2 separate regions of the Mus musculus genome follow, and region 2 is linked to region 1. A link is a loop called in an ENCODE intact Hi-C map of the cell type or tissue named here. Cell type or tissue: left cerebral cortex. All regions are shown on one strand.

The links. A loop is a pair of places that touch in the nucleus more often than their neighbours do. Peaks named below come from ENCODE experiments on the same cell type or tissue, not always from the same donor. Only the 100,000 strongest peaks of a DNase experiment are listed, where the experiment ranks them.
Region 2: it touches region 1 in a loop (5-fold over the local background); 19 of 42 quality-filtered maps call a loop at or near these places.

Annotation. Positions count from the first base shown.
Region 1 is chr16:94,993,319-95,001,318 of GRCm38, forward strand. Kcnj6 (potassium inwardly-rectifying channel, subfamily J, member 6) reads right to left here and starts at 4,378. Exons shown (of 4, transcript NM_010606.2): 1 at 3,869-4,378. It overlaps Gm31407 (a long non-coding RNA gene), which reads left to right and starts at 4,910. Exons shown (of 2, transcript XR_385080.4): 1 at 4,910-5,406; 2 at 7,640-7,960. In left cerebral cortex, a CTCF peak has its summit at 4,451; DNase peaks (open chromatin) are centred at 52, 1,108, 1,860, 2,639 and 2 more places; H3K4me3 peaks cover 4,745 bases; H3K27ac peaks cover 3,482 bases.
Region 2 is chr16:94,813,082-94,821,081 of GRCm38, forward strand. All of the region lies in intron 3 of Kcnj6 (potassium inwardly-rectifying channel, subfamily J, member 6), which reads right to left. Among named protein-coding and RNA genes, the nearest start is that of Gm41507, 92 kb to the left of the region's middle. In left cerebral cortex, CTCF peaks have their summits at 3,525 (motif pointing right) and 4,436 (motif pointing right); DNase peaks (open chromatin) are centred at 2,474, 2,955 and 3,533; H3K27ac peaks cover 564 bases.

The DNA of each region.
Region 1 (8,000 bases):
TTCTCCTCCTCCTCGCCTCTTCCTTGGCCTGCTCTCCTTTCCAGCCCACATGTTACTTCTGTTGTATTTGAGTGAGGGTGAGGTTTTGTTCTGATCTGGCTTAGGCCGAGCTTCCCTTTGTGCTGGTTCCCATCAGCACGGAATCCTGGAAGGCAGACTCGTTTTTTTTCTATTTGTAAACATCGGGGGATGGTGCTAAGGTTCGATTAGGGTTTATTCACATGTTTTAATAGCCAATGGGCCTTCCTGCTGTTTATTCTAAAGCTGCTTTTCCATTTATAAACACTCTGTAAATTAGAAAGGGTTTGTAAGAGGGAGAGAGGTAAAGAGGGAGAGAGGTAAAGAGGGAGAGATGTAAAGAGAGAGAGAGCGAGAGAGGGAGAGAGGGACAGAGGGACAGAGGGACAGAGGGACAGGACAACACATTTGCCTAGCTCAAAGGAAACCATCTATGTGAGTCCTACAGACCCAGTAAAGACTTGGGCCATAGACACAAATGTGCTGCTTGCTGATGTCTCAGAGATATGAAGCTAAGGCATCTGTGTAATTTTTGAAAATTATGAGAATGAGAATGAGACCTGCGTGCAGGGACAGATCTTATGGAGTTGCTCTCCTTAACTCATCTTATGTGCAATGGGTAAACCGTTGATCTGGAGTGTGCTGTCGACCCCAGAAGGCACAATGGCACTTTACTCAGTGATAAGCCACCAGGAAGGAAGCAAGTTGTAGTTTGGAAAATTAGGACCGAATCTATAAGCATGGAATCCTCTGTGACTAAAGGCTATTAGGTGAGAAATCAATTGATTACCACACAGAATCCACTGGAACTAAAGATAGAGCAGTTTCCTAATCTTGCTTCTAGATAGCCTTCTCTTCTAAAGTTTATGAGAGAATCTGAACTTTAAATCCCACAGACAGGCCACTTTATCCAACAGCCTCTGCTGCTGCATGCCTCTAATCTCCACTTTCCTTCTGTTGGTAACAGCAGATGGATCAAAGCCAGAGTACAGCTTGTTTAAGTCCCAAAATATTCTACACATCACTTCTATTTCAGATAGCAAGCCGTATAAATTAAAACATGGACAAACTTGTCAACAGCCATCAGGATTCAAAATTCAAAAGCCAGTATAATCCCTCACCCCCTTCCCCGTGTTCAGAACACACAGCTCTAACTTCACCAGCTAGAGACGAGTTAAAAATCTAACAGCTATATACATATTGCTTTAACCACGTCCCAAACACTCTGCATGCATGCTCTTTAGGAAACATCAACATGTCCACTGTGTTGGAAAGCCCAGTTTTATACCACGTTACAAGTCAGTACCAACTTAAGATCTCACACACAGATGTGTCCTCAAGAGAGGATTTCCTTAGAAGTGCTGCTGACATTCGACTCCCTAAACCTTGTTGATTCCGTACTAATTGAAACCTGCACCCACTGCATCCGGATGCCACCGCTCAAGGCTTTTTACTTGATATGCAGTAGCTGGCACTGTGTTTAATCAGCTAAAACTGACGGGGGCCATGGCCTGTGAAGGAAAAAAAAAAAAGCAAAGCAAACCAATGTCTAGCAAGGTAAGGTGGAGTGGATCCTGGTACTCACCTGAATCAATGTCCAGATGAACTTGAATGCTAAGACTCCCCCAGCACAGGTTCTCCTTTGTTTATATTACTGGGAAGGATTCCTCCCCCCTCACTGTGTCTGCAATCGTGGAAGCCAGTTACCGTGCTCATAAGCTGACTAGAGGAGCTCACAGCCGGCTTCTGCCTCCCTAACTCTTGCTCCTCATGGTGCTGAGGACCCAGCCAAGTCTGGATGAAGGGCAAACTGTTTCTCTACTCTCTTGGATCTTGGGACCCTAGGCAGGAGTTGGTTGGCTGGTCTCTTACTGGTCAGGATGCTATCATGGCACTTTCCCAAAATCTATGTCCAAAAGAAAGTTACAGAAGGGTGTGAGAGAGGCAGGAGCCTGTGAACGTTTTCTGTGAGTCAGATACTTGGTTCAAATTCAACTGTTTTCCTCGGGATCTGATCTCACTCGAGCACACGTGTGTGTGTGTGTGTGTGTGTGTGTGTGTGTGTGTGTGTGTGTGTCACACACGCGCTTGTGCGTGCGTGTTTCCTTTCCTCGAGGAGGGATATTTTCTATGTTCTCAGGTCAGCTTTGATCTTTTGCGGTTTCAGTGTTTATTTTGAGCAGTTACTCTGATGCACCATCATGCATGAAATGGTTGATTTGCTAACTCCTGTGTGCCACATAATTCCATGGATAATCTGACACCCGAATTCAGCACGAACAGGGAATTTGATAGATAGAGATTGCCTTCCCAAGACCACAAGATCTAGAGTTTGCTAGGGGCAGCCATCCTATCAGGGACATGAACTCGCTGCACCTTGCTCTGGCCTTGGTGCTGAAACCAGAACCTGCTCAGAATGGCATCTACGGAAACTTTGCCATGTTGGAGGAGAGCCTGACAGGATATAAGTGCCCTCTCGTGGATCACTCTTAGGGAGCTGGACCCAGCTGATACCCTAGGATACCCTTAGGGCACACGGTGGGCATTTTTTTGCCTGGAGCCAAGAAAGTTTTGTCCAACGGTTTTTCCTGTCGCTGGAGCTGCTATGTCTCCTCCCACCTGGGTCGCCATGGAGACTCAGCGCCTTCCTTCTCCAGGCAAAATGGGCGAAGCTTAGTTAGCTCAGCCCTGATTGTAGCAAGCCCACTTTCTCGGACATTGTCCTTCTCCATTTTTATTTATTTATTTATTTTTTACCAAAAGAAAGCTAGCCAGGGCATTAGTGCTTGAACGGAAGTGCATAGCACACGGTACCTGAGAGCTCCCCAGGACCCGGAGACTTTGGAGAAAGCAGTTGGGAGCACACTGAAGCTATAATGAATTGCAAACTCCCAGACACTGGAGGGTTCCCCCCTCTCAGTCCTCTCCTTTTGGGGGAAGTAGAGGTGAAGAAGGGGTTGTTTGGAAAATTCTGTTATTTCCTTTTCAATAAGCTCAGGTTGTTTCTGTGACCTTTTCTATGTAGATCTGTTCCCCCTCTAATATTCTCTCCATATTGAACCCTGTATATATACCTGTGGATCCACCCAGGGCTTATTAGGCGTGGGGAATAAGAATACCATTTCAGTTAAAAAACTAACCCAAGCTTAACGTCTTGATACAAATGAACACATATCCAGAGAGAAGCTAAGTTAGCAGATTCATCTAGCCCCTAAATGCCATAAACACTTCGTGTGACCCTGGTGTTCCCTGCTTTCAGTTAGTTTACTTAGTCCTTGTCTTTCATCAGCACGGCACATCTCGGGTTTACTGATGAAGACTATGAGAAGTCCTCCCCTGTCTCAGGTTCATTTCGCCCTTCTGCTCACTTTTCCTCCTTCGCATCCTCTCCTCTTTATGCCCAAACAGAACAAGGCTACCGCTTTCCACCAAGACAATGGGCTTTTCCTAACTCTCCCTGCCTACCCCACCAGCCGCCCCTGCCTGCGGGATCATCTGTATGTTTGATCTTCACTAGAGGTGCTGGAGCAAGGTCCACAGTAACTGACCCATTCTCTAGCGCCCAGGGCAGGCAGACCCCTCCTCCCGCCACCCACCCAGGCGAGTTTTTAAGCAGCTAATGAAAACCCTATGAGACACATTTCCTTTTGGTTATGTAACCAAAGGCAGCTTTTCCTGCCTCTGGTGGACTTCAGCATCATGTCTCCGCTGAGTAGGGAATGCAAGCAGCCACAGTGGGGCTGGGGACCTGGCAGCCAGGACCCGAAGGCTCGAGGATCCTAGGACACGGAACATCTGTCTGGGATCCATGCCAGCTCCTCGCTTTCAGCAACTCAAACGCACTGCTTACCTTGTAGTGGACAGGGTAGGTTCACTCCATCCTGATCGCCTCTCTCGGAACGGAGCAAGATTCAATAATTCACTCCACGGTGAATGGCGAGGGAAGAAAATACAAGAAAAGGAGGAAACAGACCAACTGGAAGCAGATGGTCCAATTTCACATCAGCCCCGGCAGGCTTTCAGGAGACTCCATTCTGCTGCTAGCGGTTGGGTCCAGCTCCTGCTCCAGCTCCGACTCGCCGGTTCCCGCGGATCCCCACCCTCGGCCCGCCCAACCTCTCCAGCCAGGTGCTGCCGTCTGGTGACTGGCTCCCTCTGGCTGGAGGGCTGGGCGCTGGGGCCACCGCGGGGCAGAGGAGTGCGCGTGTGGGCAGGGACTGAGGAGGAAGCCCGGTTGCGAGGAAACTGGGGGACAGCCTTGAGTGGCAGAGGGAATAAATCCTCGTTTAGGAGCAAAGTGATAGACCTTGCAGGGAGACGTCATGAAAGCCGCAGATTCAACGAATGCTACTCGGTTCCAGCCCCACGGGCTGAGCCGCGCTGTCAGCGCACGAAGCGACGCGTCTCTGGATAAAAGCGGGCGCAGCGCCGCGCGCTGGAGAACCGAGGCGACACAGTGATCAGCTTCGCGGCGAGGCGGAAGAGATGGAGCCGGACCCTAGCTGCCCACCCTTCGCCCAGCCTCTTGTTCTTTTTAACCTGCAGTGGACTCAGGCGCTAAAACAGGGGAGCGCCACCGAGAAATAGGGGTTTCTAGTGCTGGGCGTGAGGAGTCTTTGGGTCTTAGATGCACAGGAACCTTCCATTCCCTCATGTCACTTAAGTCCTAAACTTGAGGATCAGTTTATGCCTACTTGTTATAGCTTCTCTTTTAGCTTTGACGAAAATTGAAAAGTGGGGTTTCTTCACTGCCATCCATTGGGCTGAAATAGATCACACGTGGCCAGCACAGCCCAGAGAGGCCTTAGCCAGCAAGAGGGGCCTGAGGGTGGGGGTGAGGGGGGGGGCCTGCAGCCCAAGACTTTGCTCACACAGATCTAAGAGCAAGTCTGTGCTGTGCTTTCTCTATCCTATCCACCACTCCAGGGACGTAGTGCCAGCTGCTGCCCCCACCCCTACTTTGGTTAAGCTTTCTGAGCTTTCTGAGTATAATCTCAACTGCCTGTAAACACACACACCCCTCGGACAGCCACCTAGTTTGGATTTAACCTGCTTTTGCATGGTTCTTTCAGGGGGCATCCCACAGTACAACCTGACTTTCTTTTACGGTCATTTTGCAAGCAGTAGCTCATTTCCAAAGCCTTCTCGCATCTAGCTTCCACCCAAGTACAGACCTGTTTATGCATTTTTAACCCAAGGAGAAATAGTTTCGCAAGGGTCTGTAAAAGTAATTGACACCACTGGCTGATAATTCTATAATGGCCCTATTAACCACGGGGTATTCTGTTTACTTCACAGCTCAAGAAGGTGACCCTTTCTGATGAAGGGATTCATCGAGATCTGCTCTTAGCAGTGAATGATATTTTATTCTAAACTCGCGCTCTAAAAGTAGGTGTGCATGCATGTTCATGCATGCGTGTGTTGTGTGTGTGTGTGTGTGTGTGTGTGTGTGTGTGTGTGTACCCACAGAGTATAGAAGAAAGCATCATATTACCCAAAGCATGAGTTACAGGGAATTATAAGCTGGGTAGTGTGGGTGCTGGAGTAGAATCTGGGTCCTCTGTAAGAGCAATGCAGGCCCTTAAGCTCTAAGTCATCTCAGCCCCTATTTGTATCTTTTAATGTCTCTCAGGAAGACTGTCTGCTTTCTGAGCCAACTTTGCTACAGAAAGGTGTTTACCTCAGTTTGCATCAACAGCTGGGCCCTCCTTACCCACACAGGCTACGAGTTTGTATTTGTTGATGATTTTCCCCGAGGGACTGTGATCTCAGTTGCTCGTGCCTCAGCTTTTGTGTGGCATTCAGAGGCATTACTATGCACAACATGTGATCTTATGCTACATAAGTCTGCTGGGCTTAGCAATTGTGTCAGAAATGAAGACAAAGCAAGGCCCTGGCAGAACAATGCCCTAGGGGCCTAGGGGTGTTAGCCCTGGAACATTAGATCAGTTCTCAGCACTACTGTGTAAAGAGTGCTTTATTTAATCTGCAAAGTGGGCATGGCTAGTATATATTTCCATCAGAATTTCCAAAGTGTCTTTCTCACAGGGCACTTGAAATTAGACAGTGGAGATATGTTCTATCTCCATTAACCCCCCAGAACCCCCAGCATGAAACTGCAGCTAGGGTTGTGTGTGGTCCTCTGAGCTTCAAGAATAGTACACAACTGTGCTTTGAATGGGACAGGTCACATTTAATTGGCATGGGGTTCTGTGAGGCCATCTGAATTCATCTATTCCCTGGAGCTCGGACAATGAGATCTGCCTGAGTGTATCAGTTGTGCTCAGGGGCTGCAGGATGCTGCCCCTCAGAGCCCTCAGGGACCCACCTCTCAAACTCCTGAAGCACATTGCACTTGCATGTCTGCAATGTCTCATGCCTGTCCTACAGTGTCAAATGCAGGCCAGGCAAGGAGCCAGGAGGATTTCCTCCTAGAGGTAGAGCTGTGCTCCGAAGCTGACATTGGCCCTGGCTTTTAGGATTAATTAATTATACAGGTGAGCCTGATCCCTCCATATATCAATTCTTAATAGAGGCCTATTAGCCAGTAAAATCGACGGAATGAATGATCTCTGCGGGGCACCATTTGTTTTGGCCTATCCTTTTCCTCACCACGGACTGGGTCAATTTACAGCTCAGGCTGTCTTCCTGGTGCATATGCAGACCAGCCTTGCCCTGAACTGGTGTGCAGGGGTTTTCTGGCTGCTTGGTCAGGGCTTGTTACCAACTTAAAACCTTGGGTTCCCATGGAAACACAGTTCTTCTGCTCCTGACAACTCCCCTACAAGTAAAATCGACGTCCAAACTTAACTCCTAATAGTCAGGGGTGATAGATGAGCTGTAAATTTCGGTTTGTGGTGATTAAAGCATTTTGATTTATTTATCCTAGGGACTGGAGTTAAGGGCTCAGTGGTTAAGGGCATAAATACTCTTCCAGAAGACCTACCCACATGGCAGTATCGATAACTCTGGCTCCAGGGGACACGATACCCTCTTCTGGCTTTCTCAGGCAACAGACATGCAAATAGTGTACAGACATACGTGCAAGCACAACACCAAACATGTACAATAAATTAGAAAGTTTTTTTTTTTTTTTTTTTTTTTGAGGCAGGGTTTCTCTGTGTAGCCCTGGCTGTCCTGGAACTCACTTTGTAGAAAAGGCTGGCCTTGAACTCAGAAATCCGTCCGCCTCTGCCTCCCGAGTGCTGGGATTAAAGGTGTGCGCCTCCATGCCCAGCTAGAAAGTTATTCTTTTCTACAGTTCTGCTTCGAAAAGACTGGATGACTCCGTCGGGTTTGTTAGAGGGAATAGTGGAGCTTCTTTTCCCAAGCCTGTCTGTGCACTGGAAGATGATTCTTAAGGCATTTCCAGGTGTAAATCAGGAAGGGTCTTCTGCTAAGTCAGGTACATCAGCTGCCTACTCTGTTTTAGGGCTCACCTTAGGCACGTTCACCCCCAGCTATTCAGTCATGGCTTCTTATTCCTTCTGGCACACTTTGATTTTCTACACCACTTCCTTGTGTCGGAACAATACTCACTGTCTTAGCTGATATTAAATTAGATTCATTTGTAAGTATTTTGACGTCCTTTTTCTTTTTTCTTTCTTTTTTTTTTTTTTAGTTTAGTTCCATGACTTTGTAAATGAGTATAATCCAGAGACTCCTTTGATCGTCGCCTCTTTCTCATAATGATGTGTTATTAGCCTCACTCTTCAGCAGGTAGAGATCCTTTTTAATCACGCTGTTCCCCCAAGAATTCATTAAAATACAATTAAAAAGTTATAATAGCTTCAAATACATTTCAAAAAGACCACCGGAGGGTGAGGGTTAGATGAACAGTTGTGTAAAGGAAGCCTATTCGTCTCCCGCACCTCTTTGGAGAAGTCGTTCCAATGAACATGGCATTTTCTCAAGGACGAAAATAAACAAACTGAATGTGTGAGATGCTCTTTCCTTGGTTGATCATTGATGAGATGATCCAG
Region 2 (8,000 bases), 180 kb before region 1:
AAGTAAAATCTCATCAGGACACAGTCCTGTTCGTTTTTCTCTTCTCCCCTTATTGCCATGTTAACATTAGTTAACAAATCTGGTAGTTATGGCAGAGACTGTCCCCAGTAAACATTTACTCTCTAGCTTTAGAGAGAAGACTTCCAAAGTGCTCCCCCCCAAGTTCTGAACTGCCAGCCCCTCAAATATGGGGCTGATTCTCTCTATGCACAGCAGAAGCAGGTGTGGAGATCTCACTGAGGACCAAGCACAGCTGAACCCTTTTTTCCTCTTCAGAATGGTCTTGTTAGGGGCATGGGGGTTTTAGTTCAGTTTGTAGATTAGCCTGCCCAGGATGCATGAAGCCATGGGTTCAATCCCCAAGTTTTCATTAAGTGGGTAAGATGATCTACTGCTGAATCCTGAATGGCCATGTAGAAGGGACGGTGTGACATGATTTCCCTTCCCTGGAACAGAGACAGCAGGGTGTGGGCTTCCATGAGTGCTGATGGTTGCTAGGCTTGAAGCCTGTGTGTGTATTGCTGGGCATGAGACTTGTTTTTACTTCATGTCCTTCCTTCGGGAAATATTCTCCCTGTCAGGGTCATTGGGGAATGTCCACTCTGTCAAGGTTAATGGCTCCATGATAATCAGAGACAGCACAAATCTAGGAATTGAGGCTGTATCTAATGTCTCAGCAAAATGGTAGAATGATGTGACCTTCAGGGCAGCCTTTAAGGCTGTGGGAAAGAACTCTGAAAACATGAGTTCAAAAATATATAATTTCTCAACTATGTAAAATATAAGGACACAATATGAATTATATGAGGGGCTTCACAGACCGTAAAGAACAGACTCCGTGGCACCGTGAGACAGCTTGTCAGAAAGATACAAAGGCAGGCAGATTCCCGAGTTCAAGGTTAGCCTGGGACAGAATGAATTTAGGTCCAGGCGTGGTTGGAATGGTCATCTCAGGATGGGATCCAACCCAGCTAAATTTATTGTTTGTGCCTACAAAGGCAGGTAGATCACTGAACTCATTGGCAATGTTAAAAATGTACTTGCTGTCTTTCTAAGAATCAGGGGGCTGGGGTCGTGGGATGCTAATTTGGGGGACCTGGGAAAATGATCGAATTGATGTAAATAAAAGACAGGGCTTTTGATCGACAAGAGATGAGCTATCCAGAGAGTTTTTAGAATTCTTTTCAAGCAAGAGAGAGCTGTCTCGAGCAGAGAGCTGCCTGGAAAGCTACCTAGAGCAGAACACAGGCTGTCAGCTTGTACCTAACGATTTGACTTTGAGTTGTCCCTCCACCCCTGATGCTTTCAAACTCCCCTTCTCTTAGGAGCCTCTCTCCAAGCCGAGGCTGGTCCTTGGCAGTGCACACCTGTATTATCAGCAAAAAGACTTTAAATTCATGGCCATGTCACTTTCTTCAGTGGCTTAGCCATTGATAAGTTGTCTGTGCTTTTGTGAATAACTCCCTCCATGCCCATGCAGGTGCCCTAGTTAAACATGGCAGGACACACAAGAAGCAAGACATAGGAAGTAGGAGAGGGACTTGGTGGGAAAAGAGTTTCGACAGGTGGGAAACAGGAAACAGAAGATGTAACGGGGGTAAGAAAATGTAACGGGGGTAAGCTAAAATTCCTCATGTATGTGTATAAAACCCAGAAATAAAAGCACAGAGTTAGGAAGGGAATCAGAAAACAAAATAAAGGTTTGTTATGCTAGCATATCATATGTGTATGTTTAAAAATGTCATATTATAGACAATAAATACAACTTTCCTCTATTAGGTAAAAGTAAAATTCTTAGATGATGATGGAGGCTTGTCTATATGATCTGGCCTTTCTGTCTTTACTGTCATCGCTGCAGTGGGAGGGATGAGTGCAGATGGCCTTTGATTTCAGGGTAGAAACTTATGTGTAGACCTCCTGCCCACACCTTGTCTCCCGAGAAGCTCACTTGTTAGGACTTGGTAGTAAATTTAGATGACATCAAAAGCCTCTTAGTGCATGGGAGTAGAAGGAATGGATCTCTAAGGGCCACTGCTCCCGCAGCCTGGCCTCCTGACCTCACCAGCCTTCAGTGGACAATGAGTCCATTTTCAAACAGTAACATGTCGCTCCATTCTGTGAGACCTTGCATGGAATTCTGAGACTGAGTGCTAGGGACAAGCTCACCTTTTGGATTTCTGCTTCAGACAATCTGTTCATGTCAGATGGAGCTTGTGAACATGTCTTGATTCCTGAGTAGGGAAAGGACTCGGCAGAATTTCGAGCAGCAAAGCATCGCAGGCCTTTATCGTTGCTGCGGGAATGCCTGGCAGCAGCAACTTAAGAGAGGGAGGTTTTATTCTGGATCATGGTCTGAGCGGGAGCAGTCCGTCTTGGACAGAAAAGCATGGCTAAGATTGTGGCAGCAGAATCATGTGGCCGAGACACCTCCCATCTGAGCAGATCAAGGAAGCAAAGAGCTTTGACTGGAAACAGGGCCAGATTGAAAAATCTCAAGGTTGTCCCCAGTGACTCATTTCTTTGGCTAAGTCCCACCACCTGAAAGATCCACAGACTCTCAAACAGCACTACCACAAGCTATAGACACCAAGTATTCAACCCACGAGCCTATCAGGGCCATATTTAAACCACAAGCTATAGGCACCAAGTATTCAACCCGTGAGTCTATCGGGACCATATTTAAACCACAAGAACAACTAATGTGAGCACCATGGCACATTAAGCTCTAGAAGAAGGCTAGGTGCTGCCTGGCTTCTGGTGCATATGGCCAGTGAAAAGGAGATATCACAGGTCTGAGACACACTCAGAGAGGTCGGACCTTGTTTATAAGAAATTACTGATTCTATCTCTTTTATTGAGCACTGATCATAGGCCAGATTGTAGTCCTTGCTGAAAATAGAAGACAAAAGGCAGCTTTTATCTTGGTAGTCAGATGGCGCCACCCACGTGTGGTCTGTCACCTCTATGGGAAAGCATCAGAGGCACAGGAAGGGCTTCTGAGTCTGCCAAGCCCTTCATAAGGCTCACTGGGGGCTCACAGTTAACACAAAGGCATAGAGGCGACAGCTCAGGCAGACCTAGTGCCACAGTAGGTATGAGGGTGGATGTGAGCCGGGCCACAGTGAACTCAGGGCTCGTGGCTTGTGTGTGGAGCAGAGTGGAGGACAAGGTGTTAGACAGGTCACACACTATGACATGCAAGAGTGATTGTTTTTCCTTTTATCTCCACTGAAGTGGCTAGGGATGTGGGGTTAGAGGATAAAGAAGTGGATTTGTTTCAAAGTTTGTTTTGTGTGGTGTGGAGGGGGACACCCCAAATAAGGAGCTAACATCTGTGAGACTATCTTCGGAAGATGTGAACCCCAAATATTGGAGAGGTGAGGGTGGCTGGGTATGAGAGACAAGTATGGGGTCGCACGGACAAGCTCAACCAGGGCCACCATGTGTGGGTTGTTTACTGTACACCCGGTATCTGAGAGGTGTAGATTTATGTTGTTATAACACGAACTTTCCAGAAGGTGGCAGTGGAGAGTCCAGAGAAAGCCTGCCTCCTTCTTCGCATCAAGAAGCCCCATGAGTGAGCTGCAGCTCAGGGCTTGAGGAGTTGTTGGTCCCCAAAGAATTAAGCAAGTGAAGAACAGAGGGAGGGATGGCTGCCAGATCTGCAGCCCAGGAAGCTGAGAGACCAGAGGTTCCTTCACTGGGGTGTAGAATATCTGGGGAGTGGGGAACTTAGGGCTGGGGTAGTAATGGGACTAAAAGCCACCCTGATGGAGAGGGAGACTGAGAATGGGTGTCTAGTCTGCAGCTCAGCGGGAGCCACCTGAACCCTCTGGTTCTCTGGAGCAATTCTCAGAAGACAGGCGCTTTGGGCCGACCATGACTGTTGTCTTCACTGACTTGGCAACTTTAAAAGACTCTAAACTTTTTTTTTCTCCTCCTGTGTGCTTAAGGAGCCAAACTGGTTTGTGACCATACAGGATATTTCATTTGCTCATAATTTACTTGGCCCTGGGCTCTGGGATCAGAGCACCGAGTGAGGCAAGATACCTTTCTTGCAGAGTTTGCAGCCCGGCTGCTAATCAGATGAACGAGGAAAGTTTGCCAGCAGCCGTGGGCACGCAGGCTGGCCGTGGTCAGTGTGCAGGAAGTGGCCCTGCAGATGGTTTCTGAGGAGGCTTCCCTGAGAATGAATCAAAAAACTCATATAGCTTAGCATGAGTCAGGTGAGCAAGAGGATGGAGACGGGGCAGGCACACGGTGCAGGCAGGGGCTGGCTACAAGGACTCTGGAGGAACTCATGAGTCATCTAGATTTTCCTGAGGCAGTGGGACTCTCTGGAAGCTTTGAAAACTTCTAATGAAAAATTTTTCAAAGGTTTATTTATTTATTTTATGTATGTGAGTACACAGTCGCTGTCTTCAGACACACCAGAAGAGGGCATCAGATCCCATTACAGATGGTTGTGAGCCACCATGTGGTTGCTGGGTATCAGACTCAGGACCTCTGGAAGAGCAGTCAGTGCTCTTAACCACTGAGCCCTCTCTCCAGTCCTGACTTATTTACTTCTGAGATAAGGTCTCACGATATAGTCCTGACTGGCCTGAAACCTGCTATGTAGATCAGGATGATCTCAGACGCATAGAAGTCCACTGGCCTGCTTTCAGGAGTGCTGGGATTAACTGCGTGTGCCTCCTCACCCAGCCTGCTGGTGACTTTCAAGCAGGGGAGGTGATTGATTCCTATTAGAATTTTGTTAGGAGGGCGGTGGCTTCTGTAAGTGGCCACTCACAGAGGACCCAGGCTCCTCACCCTGACAACTTGATCTGGGGCATCAGCTGTGGGGGTGGAAGTGGATGTGTTCACCATGCAGGGAGAGGCACAATGTTCACATGTAGCAGGAGTTTGCTGCCTTTTTGGCCCATGTCACTGTGTTGATGATGTCACTGATGCTCTCGGGGAGGATGGAGAGAGGAGTAGAAGGCTGAAGAGCTGAGCTCACCTCCGCATTGAGTGCATAGGTTGTGTGAGCTTGCTGGGCCCCTGAGCCAGGGAGTCAAGTGCGCAACACAGTTGGATCTCTGATCAGAGAAGCTGGGAGAGGTGCTAAGGTCTAAGGAGGAAATCCAATATCACAGAAGTTAGCAATGAAATCCCAGGATCTGCCTGGAGGTAAGGGAGAGGAAGCGAAGAGCTCTGGGTGGAGCAGGCTCTGAGAGGGCGTGGATTGCAGAGGACCGAGGAAGTAGAGCAGGTGTCAGGGAGCCATGAACGTCAGGGAAGAGTGTTACAGAGAGGCAGCTATCAGGGCAATACGAGCAACAGGAAGTCCTTCTCAGGTCATGTGGGAGGAGAGCTGAGAACTAGAGGGGAGCTGGACACGCACCCAGCAGAAGCACAGGCTATTCTTGGAAGCAGGGATAGGGCTCCTCATGTAGCTCTAGGCTGGTGTGCAACTTATTGTGTAGACCAGGCTGGCCTTGAACTCAAGATAAGCTTCCTGTCCAGAATGCCAGCATCACAGGTGTGTACAACATTCTAAGAGTGAATATTCTTAGGAAGGTAGACATTACAAAAAATTTTTTTTGATAGGGTTTCTCTGTGTAGCCCTGGCTGCCCTGGAACTCACTCTGTAGACCAGGCTTGCCTTGAACTCAGAAATCCACCTACCTCTGCCTCCCAAGTGCTGAGATTAAAGGCATGCGCCACCACTGCCCAGCACAAATGTAGTCTGATGTTAACGGAAAGACTAGAGAGGAGGGAATTGCAAGAGAGAAAAGGGAGAGGTGGGTAAAGGAGTCTTGGGTATCAGAGAGTAGGTGTCAGTGCTAGCCCTTGACTTTAGAGGAGATGAGACCTGAAAGTGGCTGAGACCCAACAGGGGAGGACCATAAAACTTCATGGAGATGTGTTCTACCCATTCTGACTTCTTCCCAACTAAGCATAGGACCAGGTTGTCATCTAAGGGAGACTGTGCTGAAGGATAATGGGAGAAAAGAGGTGAAAATCATGAGTTTGGTGGGTGGCAAGGTGAGCAGATGAGACATGTAAACACGTCCTCAGACCCGTCTGTGGACTCACTTCTTCCTAGGAAGAGACCCTAGGATGAGACATGTGACAGGAAACTCTGGTACCCTCCCTGTCCCCTTGGCCTGGGTTTCAGGTGGCCACTGTTGATGAGATGTCCCATTGAGCTTGGTCTAACCTGGTCTAACCTTGGTCTAACTTGGTCTAACATTTGCTAGATTGTGTTCATCCTACCTGATGCCACAGCACTCTATCTGCTTAAGTGACAGTGACAAATGCTTTGCTTTGACAACTGGAGACATAGAGTATCCGCAGTGAGTCTCTTCCACATTGGGAACAGATATGCCCAGTCATGGTGGGAGCTGGAGTGCATCTGTGCCAGATGTCTGATGACGTAGAGACTGGGGTGCTGCTGGGATGTACCATGCTCTACCATGTTTGGGCTGGACTTGGTGACCTCACTTATGATCCTGCCACATCTGTAGTGGGCCAGTGATTGTGGCCTCCTGCTCTTCCTAGCCTAAGAGCCAAGTATCATAAGCAAATACAACCTTTATTATCACGGTAGCCTTCTGAGTTGTAGAACTCTACTTAATTTCGGGCAACGTAACATTGGACTATTTTAGAATCAGTTTTTGTGATCCGCTCTCCTCAGTGTTTTGTGGGTTATTCTGTCTGTCATTATCCACAAACCCCCTGTTATAAGTATGTTACATAAAAATATTTGAGAAATTGTAAAAGGAGAGGTATCTAACTAATGGGTATGTAATTAAAATCGTCTAAGGATGACATTGTAACTGGGGAATCACCACCACCGTTATCACCACCACCATTATCACCACCATCAACATCACCACCATCCTTCTCCTCCCACAGAGGGCTCTGGCTGGTGTTCCACAGTGAAGTAGAAACCTCAGACAAGCTGAACTAGCCTGGCCTAAATTGATGGCCTCACCATTGTGCTTTCTGGCAAGGAGTCCAGACTTACCATTGATTTTTCCTACAATTGATTGTTCTTTTTTAACATTGGGTTTTTATTTTTCCTTCCCTGTGGTTTGTCAACTGGCTTCTTGGTTGCATTGTGGGTTGTACGTGGCATTACAGAGGCCACACTGGGTCAGGCTGGCCAGAGTATCTGCTGATACAATCACCCAGGGCGATAACATTAGACCTGGCTAGACCTGGAAGAAAAGGCCAGTGGACTGCCTTTGTGTTACATTTTTAAGTTTATTCTTTTATTTTCTGTATGTCTGTGTGTGTGTGCACGTTGCTCTGTATGAGAGTTTATGTGCATGTGTGTGAGTGTGTGCATGTATGAGTGTGTGTACAAGAGTATATGAGTGTGAGTGTGTGTGCATGAGTGTATGTTGGAGTGTGTGAGTGTGTATGAGTGTATGTGTATGTATGAGTGAGCATGAGTATGTGTATGAGTGTGAGTATGTGTGTGTATGAGTATGTGAGTATGTATATGTGTGTGAATGAGTGTGTGTATATGTATGAGTGTGTGAGTTTGTGTTTGTGTGAGTGTGTGTGTGTGTGAGTATTGTGTGTGTGTGTGAGTGAATGTGGAGTTTAGAGAACAACCTTAGATGTTTCTCTGGATCCTGTCACCCATATTTTTGCATCAAGGTCTACCATAGCCTGTAACTTGCCACTCTGGCTACTCAGCCCAGGGAGCTACCTGGCTCCACTTGCCAGCACTAAGGTCACACACATGCTGCCATGCTTTTTAAAACATGGGTTCTGGGAGATCAATCCTGGGTCCTGGTGCTTCTAAGCACTTTACCTTCTGTGCAGTCTTCCCAGCCCTGTGTCATCCTGCCTGAGTCCCTTGGTCAGGCCCAGTGAGCTTAGGGCAGGAAAGTTCTAGCTAAGAGAAAACCTAGCACCAGATGTGGTTGCTGGCTCAGTAATAAATTGCAGGTGAGTGGGAGAGGGACAGCCCTGAGGTCTGATTTTTTTTTTTTTTTTTT